2 separate regions of the Homo sapiens genome follow, and region 2 is linked to region 1. Evidence: chromatin contacts called from ENCODE Hi-C or POLR2A ChIA-PET data. All regions are on one chromosome and are shown on one strand. Each heading gives the region's core, a stretch centred on a gene start or an enhancer-like site at or near the end of the contact. The rest is flanking DNA. Distances are from core to core; before and after follow the strand shown. Region 1 holds the start of IRF5 (interferon regulatory factor 5). Region 2 holds the start of TSPAN33 (tetraspanin 33).

Region 1 (4,171 bases), core at 798-3,297:
GCCCAGAAAAGGGCTAGGTCTAATTCAGACCACCCCAATCAAGGCCCATGACTTTGGAAGTTCGGTGTCAGAACAGGTCTGCCTGCCAGGCTCCGGAGTCTCTGGGTGAAATGTATGGAGCCCTAGACCTAAGTCAATGGACCTGAGCCCCGGAAGGTGGGGAAATCCAACAGCCTGAGGAAGTCCCTACAATTGTGTGAGGCAGCGAAGCATCCAGTGGGCAGCCCTAGAGGACCTGCTGAGGTGGGGTAAGCCCACAGCTCACCCCAGGGCCATGCTGGAGTCCCAGGAGACAGTGCCCCCACCACCACCCAGGAGCTGCAATTCATGGGCACCAGGGACCCACTAGGGGAGGAAGTGCCACAGCAGTCCTAGTAAGAGTGGCCAGACAGCAGGCGCCCTGCTGCTCCCAGGGTTGGTCTGGGTCACATGTCTCCTTGCAAACCCACACCCAGCTCAGGGAGAGGACAAGGGGTTCCCTGTACAGGCCCTGACCCCCAAATCCCACCCCTCCGGGTCAGCTGCCCACACCCTGGGCCCTGCTGCCCACCTGGTCCAGACAGGCTGAGGCTCTGGGGCAAAAGGTGCCCAGAAAGAAGCTTCTTTCAGCTTCCTCCCAGGGTCAGGGTAGGGGAAGACCAGGGTACAGGGGAAAAACCCCAAAGTAGGGCCTTTAGATAAAAAGGGGTGATTTCCCAGTGCTTCCCTTGACTCTTGGAACCCCTCAGCCCCAGCACCCCAGGCCCCATAACTACTGGGGGTGGGGGCAGGAAGGGGAGGTCTTGCCAGAGGGCCTCCTGAGGGGCTACAGTTTCCTACATCGATACAGCCGAGCCCTCTCTGGTTCTGGTCACTTATCCCCATTCTGGGCCCTCGAGGAGCCCAGGCCCAGCCCAGTCCTCCGCCCCTGCTCCCCCCTCCCCTCCGCCCCCACCCCTCCCGCGTGCTCCGCTGGGGCACACCCCCTGGGCCAGCCCGCGGAGCCACCCCCACCTCCAGAGTCGGCCTCTGGACCTCTCCTCCTGCTGCTGGAGGAGCAGCACCCCGGTCCTCGCCCTGCTGTGTTCAGCGTGGCCGCGAGGCTGGGAAAGTCCCCCACTCCAGCCTCTGCTCCCAGGTACCCGCTCCCGCCCCTCCCGGGGTCCGGAGACAACCATCTCCCCACGCATCCCGGCCATGCTAGCCTCACTTTTCCTCCACGTTTAGCCTCTTCATTGTTGCCTTCTTAAGTTCTGGGACAGGACCTGAGGAAACCAGCCCAGGAACTATTGCGCCCCATCCTTTTCCGCTGCTCGGGGGACGAGAGTCTGCCATTCCCGGCCGCGAGCCCAGGGACGCAGCCTCTACCTGACACCATCTTCCCCCAAACTCTTGCACAGTTCCTGCCATTGGCCTGAAGATCCCGGGGGATGAACGCTTTAACCTCAACCTCTTTTCCGAAAGGGTGAGGGTGGCCCGGTAAGAGCAAGGGCGAGTGCATCGAAAGTAAGGATCGGGCCTCGCTCCTCTGTGGTCCAAGCCAGCCTCCAGCGGGGCTCCCGGGAACCCCCATTCTGGGCGATGGCGAGGGGGAGGGAGAGCAGCAGAGCCGGCGCCCCCCGCAGCGCTGCCCACTCCGCCGCCTGGGTCACTGGGCTCCCCGGGCGCCAGCACCCCAAACCGATCGGGGCGTGGGAGGCGCTTTGGAAGTCCCAGGCCGGCCGGGCGCACCCTGCTGTAGGCACCCACCCGAGCTCGCTTTCCAGGCGCAGCTGGACGCGGACCCCGCCCTACTCCAGTCTTCATCCCGCCGCCCGCAGGTGCCTGGGGGGCGCGGGGCCCAGTCTAGGCCTAGACTTGGGGGCAGTAGCCGGCACCGCTCCCGCCACCCTCGGGGCGCGCCGGGCGCGGACGCAGAGAGGAGAGCGCGGCGGCCGGGACCCACCTGTCTGCGGTGCGCCTGCGTGGCTGCGCCAGGGAGCACCGGCCGGGCGGCGGGACCAAGCTGAGCTCTGCCCAGGCTGCGCCTCCCGCCGGTCCGCCAACCTGCCGGGCACTTCCGCGTCTTGCCGCCCCCGCCCCTGGGCAGCTGCTGCTGAGCTCCGGGCGCGGGCAGTGCCCCGCCCCGCCCCGCGAATCCACTCCGGGCCCCGCACTGACCTGGCAACTGCAGATCCGGGCTGAGCCTCGGGCCAGGCCCAGGGCCTCCAGGGAGATGCCAGACGGCGCGGTGCCCTAGACTGGCCACTGGCTCTTTTGGCAATCTGGAATGGCAAAACTGTCATTTGACAACCCCGTACCTCCCGCTGCAGTGCTCAGTTGGGCCCTGGGAGAGGGTGGGGTGCTTCCCCACTCTGGTCCTCCGGGGCTGCACACAAATGAGGGCGCAGTGTGGCCGACCCACAGCTCCAGGCCCTCCTCTCGCCTGCCTACACCCCTGGCGAGGGTGGCTCTCGCCCTAGAACACAGTCGCTGCCCCCAGGATCCAGACACCCCTTCCAGATGTGCTTGCAGGCGGGAATCCTCTAGTCACTCTGTGCCTTTCTCATCCTCAAACCCTGCACCTGTCTCGCCCCAGCTCCCCTAAGTCGCCTTCCAGTCATCCCAGGGGCAGCGGCGTGGTCGCCTGTCCCACCTCCTCTCACTACTACCTTGACCGTCGACCTGTGGTTCTGAACCGTTTTCGATTCCATAAAGAACCTCACCCCAGAACCTCCACCTTCACACACCTCCTGTTCCTTCTCATGGAATGTTCTTCGCTTGGTAACTCTTGCTCTTCAAAATTTCTGTTTCTGAAATTTTCAGCATCGCCTTCTCTGGAAAGTCTGCCTTGACTTCCCCTCCCAGGTGGGGTTCCAGGGTGCAAATAGCTTCCTGGTTGATTTTGCTTATGATTTTGTTATGGATTGCCAGGGGTTTGGTCCAGGTCTGGCTGCTCACCGCACAGAAAGCCTATCACTGAGACAGCGAGTATTGCCAGGGAAGACTTTATTCCGGTGACATCAGCCAGTGAGCTGTTGAGAGGGGAGACAAACCTCCAATCCATCCCTCCCCTTGACTAAAGTTAGGGGCTTATATAGCAGGGAAGGAAAACAGGAGGGACAAGGAAGAGGAATTGGTCAACAGGCAGCAGGTGTACTGATGTAAGTGTCTCAAGCTTCAGTTCTATGAGCATCTGGCTTTTTGGAAAATTCAGCGGGTTTCAATTTTGATGTCTGATTTCCACTCGAATCAGCTTACTCAGGAACCTCCCTCCTGTCTTTTCATTGTTCATTTTATTTTATTTTATTTTTTGATATGGAGTCTTGCTCTGTCACCCGGGCTGGAGTGCAGCAGTGCGATCTCAGCTCACTGCAACCTCTGCCTCCCCAGTTCAAGCGATTCTCCTGCCTCAGCCTCCCAAGTAGAGACGGGGTTTCACCATGTTGGCCAGGCTGGTCTCGAGCTCCTGACCTCAGGCGATCCACCCGCCTTGGCCTCCCAAAGTGCTGGGATTACAGGCGGGAGCCACTGCGCCAAGCAGAGCCTTGTATTTTTAACAAATAAAGTAGTATTTGTTGATGAATCAGAACTTTGACCTTCCCTCCCCTCCCTTCTCCTGGGTTGAACTTTACCTTTAACAAGTTAAAAAAAGACACTCATGTGTTAACGTTTTTTTTTTTTCTCTTCTGTATCTCTCCCTCTTTCCTGACCTTTGAAGCCCTAATATGAAGTCGAAATATCATTATATATAAGTATTTTATTATTTGTATCTGCTGAGTATTTCATTATTTCATATTTTTAAAATTTAAAGTATGGATGGGGAAAATGTGAATGGGTAGATCGTTTTATATTTCTTTCTTTAAAAATGAAATTGCTAGGCCAGGCACGGTGGCTCACATTTGTAATCCCAACACTTTGAGAGGCTAAGGCAGGCAGATCACTTGAGTCCAAGAGTTCGAGACCAGCCTGGGCAATATGGCAAAACCTTGTCTCTACAAAAAATACAAAAATTAGCCTGGCGTGGTGACACACACCTATAGTTCCACCTACTTGGGAGGCTGAGGTGGGAGAATTGCTTGAACCCAGGAGGCACACCACCGCACTCCAGCCTGGGCGTAGAAGTGAGATCTTATCTCAAAATAATAATAATAAAATGAAATTGCTATTTCAAAAGTGGCTCCCCACAAAATGGGAACCTTTTTCACTGGAG
Region 2 (3,809 bases), core at 1,310-3,809, 210 kb before region 1:
GGTCAGAGAGACAGATACATTGGCTTAGGGTCACACAGTAAGTTGGTGCCAAAAAGATGCTGAGCCTCTTGTCTTTCAGTGTGCTATTTCTAGAGCCTCTGATTTTTTATGAGTCTACTGTAGGGCCAAGAAGGGGCTCTATTCTAATTTGGGGTGGTGCTAGCTTGGCCACCCACGTCTTCTGACCTTGAATGAAGCATTTTTACCAAGGTAAATGGGTCTGTGGAGCCAAACTCTCTCCTGGCTGAGATCTCTCAAAGTCGTTTGTCCGATAAAAGGGGGGTAGGGTGGAGGTAGGGGGTAGGGAAGCTCGAGAAAAAAAAAATGACCAGGAACACAAGTGTAACAGATGCACCCAGCTGTTGTCACTGGCGAGCACAGACAAGGGTGAGGTACCAATGGCTCCAAGGGAGACAGTCTCGGCAGATAAAGGAAGTCAGAGTGACGACCTAAAGTCCCTGAAATGCTAGTGCTGGCTCCGAGGATGTCACGTCACTGGCCTGGCACACTCAGTGAGCACAGAGACTTCACTGATACTTGCCCCTAAGTGGGGAGTCTCTTAGTACATCCCCCAGCACTGGTAGAGTGGTAAGGGATTTTCTTGTGTTTTTCCCTAACCTCCAGCTGAAGCAGAACCTAGACTATGGGAACTTGGGTTGACTGGTTAACTACTAATACTGCCCATACCCCAGCTATAGCAGCAGCCATCTGTGCTGAGGACTTCCCCCAGCGGCACTGTGGTTCAGTAGAAAGGTCACCAGACCAAGCCTGCTAACCAGCTGTTGGACCTTGGACAAAACATTTAACATCTCTGTGCTTTAGTTTTCTACATTTTATAGACATAAACACAGATGCTGGACAAGATGTCTTCTAAAATTTTTTTCCAGTTTTACAACTGAGCATTTGATAGGAGCACAAGTTTCATTTTCCCCAGGAGTAGGATGGCTGAGTGCGCTGTCATCACCACCCTATGGGATTTCTCTCATTTGTCCCAACAGGCCAGCACTTATGGGCTTTGTGTCTGCACCTCACCCCACGGGCCCTGTGAAACCTTTCCAGCAAATGGCTTAGATGTCTGTTCTGCTCCCTCCCCTAGGAAACATATTTTAGACTCAATTCTTCCCTCCTGCAAGTCTGAACTTTAGGTCTCCAGCTGAAGTGGGCAAGGATGGTGGGCTCCAGAAGCAGCAGCTCTGGTGTGGTAGGAGCCAGAAGAGGAGGTGAATGGGGGAAGGATGTCCCTATGTTCTCACACCCCAGGACCTCCAGGACTCTCTAGCCAGGAAACAGGGTCGAGCTGGCATTGCATGATCTGGTTCAGCTCAATTCTCAGCTTCAGCAGTCTTTCTGCCACCCCTGATCACACTGGGTTGGATTTGTGGGGGAGGGAGTCAAGGCCTGCAGACATGAACATACATGCTTAGGTCGGTCAAGTCAACAATGAACGGCAGAGTGGGATGGGAATCCAGGTGTCCGGAGTCCCAGCCCAATACTTTTTCCACCCCAAGCAGAAGATTCTGAAAGGACCCCTGGCCCTCCGGCCCAACACGGGGTCCTGTTTAAAGACACTGGTGATTGCCAGGCTCCAGGGGTGAAGTCTGGTCCTGAGAAGGGTGGCAGGGAGGGGACAAAGTTTGGGGCAGTGCTGGGATGGGAAAGACATCTGCACCTGGAGGCCATTCTTCCTAGACTTTGGGGGGGTGGAGGTGGGGGTAGATGAGGCCTGCAAAAGGAAGAGATGATGCCAGTAACCCATCCTCTCTGAGGTGGTGGAGAGAGAGGTTTGGGTTTTTCCTTCCTCTTCTTTCTTTGCCAGCCGGGCCTCCAGGCCCCCAGGCCTGAAAGTCAGCCGCCACCCCCGACCCCCATCATGAATGTGTCAGTGGGTCCGCCTTGGGCCAACAGGCTCCCTCAAACCCACATTTCTAGCCTAACACAGACCCTCCTCCGACGCCCCGAGAATACCCATCAGTCTTTACTGATTCCCTGGCATACCCTCCTCCCTACAACGCCCCCTGCAGACGCGGCGTCCCCGGGGTGTCCCTCCCCAGGATAAATTCCCCCAAAGTGCCGTCAGCCCAGAAAACTCGGCAGTGCGGCTCCCGCGCGTGGGGCACCCCGGGCCACCCTTCCACCCCGCGGGGGGACCCCGCCGCCCAGGTGCCCTCGACCCCGAGACTCACCCAGAAGAGCATGTTGAAGAAGAAGAGCAGGTATTTCACCAGCGGGCTGACGAAGGAGAACTCCTCCCCGGAGGCGGCCGGCGCCCGGGGTCTCCGCGCCATGGCCCCGCCGCCGCCACCGCCCCCGGGGGCCTATTTCCCAGCGGCTGCCGGCCGGCCTGTGTGCCCCGCGCCCGGGGGCATGAGCCGAGCCGCGCCGCGCAGGAGCCCGGCCGGCGGGGGAGCCTGCGCTGCGGCGGGAGGCGCCCGAGCCGGGGGGCCGGGAGCGGCGCGGGCCGGGGAACCGCGCCTGGAGCTGCTGGAGCCGCGGTGGGCAGCGCGAGCGGACGAGACTCACCCGCGGCCGCAGGACCAGCCCGGCCAGCCAGGCGCCCAGGAAACCCGGCCCGCCCCCGGCCGCTCATTGGCGCGACGGCTGGAGCCCGACTTCCCATTGGCTCGTGGCTGATGTCACTAAGTATCCAGCCATCCCTCTCCACCGAGAGTCGGGGGAGACACCTGTTCTGTGAGGGATAACTTGTTAAAGGGTCAGCGGTTCTGCCTCTCCCCTACCCCTAAGGGAAAGCATCCAGGCTGCAGCTGCTCAAAGGAACAAGAGTGAGGAGAAGGAATGCACAGTGCATCCCACACCCACGTCCTCCGCCCAGCTGCTGTGCACATATGCAAACACACATACATTAAAATCAACAAGTACGCACACCGTGTGTTGAGCAATGCGCCGAAAGCTCTGGGAACGCGGGAGAACAGAAACAATCCCTGGGGGATGACAATAAAATCAGGGAGACAAAACTAACCTACACATAACAATTAGACCAAGGGTAGATGCAATCTTGTTTAGTAACTATACATTTTAAATGCTTATTTCAGAAGCTCTACAACCCAACAGTGGAAATTTGGAAACATCACCGCCAATCCCGCCATCCTAATTCATTGCTGTCTCAATTCCCGCCCCCGCAGCCCCTCTTCCCTTGGTCTACTTGCAGACACCGTTTTTAACATGCTGATCCGGCACACACAGGTTGAGTGCAGCGTAGCTGGCGAATATATTATGCTGGCTACCCTAACTAATACAAGTTGAACCTCGGGGAGGGAATCTGATTCCACCATAATTAGCTGCGTGAAAGCTGCAAGCTACTTAATCTCTCGGAGCCTCAGTTTGTTTAATGTTAAATGGGAGAGTCCTGACCTAGATGGCGATTTGAGGATTAAATGAGATAATGCATGTAGCTCACTTAGCACATGGCTGGCACATGGAAGGCTCATCAAAGGCATTACAGTATTTCGTTTTAGCAGAATTAAGAATCCAGTGTGGAAATATGATAACCGCACAAATAATTATAATACGTTTGGTAGAAGGTTAGTGAAGATAGCGTGGCAAGTGAAATTAGGGGAGGATGGGATTTAGAATAGTAGAGACGGAGGGGAAACATAATCCAGGTGGATTAAAAAAAAAGGGGGTGAACCAAAGCCTGGAGGTGCAAAAGCACGCCATGTGTTTCGTGCAAAATAAGCAGACTGCTGTGGCTGGAGCACAGGGTATGCTTGGAATAGCAGTGGGACATAATGCTGACCGATGCCGTTACATGTGGAATTGTGTTAAAACTGCGGAAGTAATTGAATATCAGA

What was found. A loop is a pair of places that touch in the nucleus more often than their neighbours do. ChIA-PET counts read pairs that join two places held with the same protein, here RNA polymerase II (POLR2A). Pooled maps may share reads with other maps.
Region 2: a map of GM12878 shows a loop between it and region 1 (1.9-fold over the local background). The contact joins the promoter of TSPAN33 here to the promoter of IRF5 in region 1. A Hi-C loop is called at or near these places in 1 of 168 maps with a recorded cell type or tissue (GM12878), 19 of 37 single-sample maps with no recorded cell type and 6 of 50 pooled maps. POLR2A ChIA-PET finds 5 or more read pairs at or near these places in 5 of 52 experiments (B cell, GM12878, H1 and 2 more).

The regions. Positions count from the first base shown.
Region 1 is chr7:128,935,803-128,939,973 of GRCh38, reverse strand. It overlaps IRF5 (interferon regulatory factor 5), which reads right to left and starts at 2,047. Exons shown (of 9, transcript NM_001098629.3): 1 at 1,925-2,047. RefSeq lists enhancers at 1,071-1,140, 1,174-1,757, 3,425-3,719 and a silencer at 1,421-2,180.
Region 2 is chr7:129,143,457-129,147,265 of GRCh38, reverse strand. It overlaps TSPAN33 (tetraspanin 33), which reads right to left and starts at 2,559. Exons shown (of 8, transcript NM_178562.5): 1 at 2,184-2,559. The coding sequence starts at 2,285. RefSeq lists a silencer at 2,437-2,646.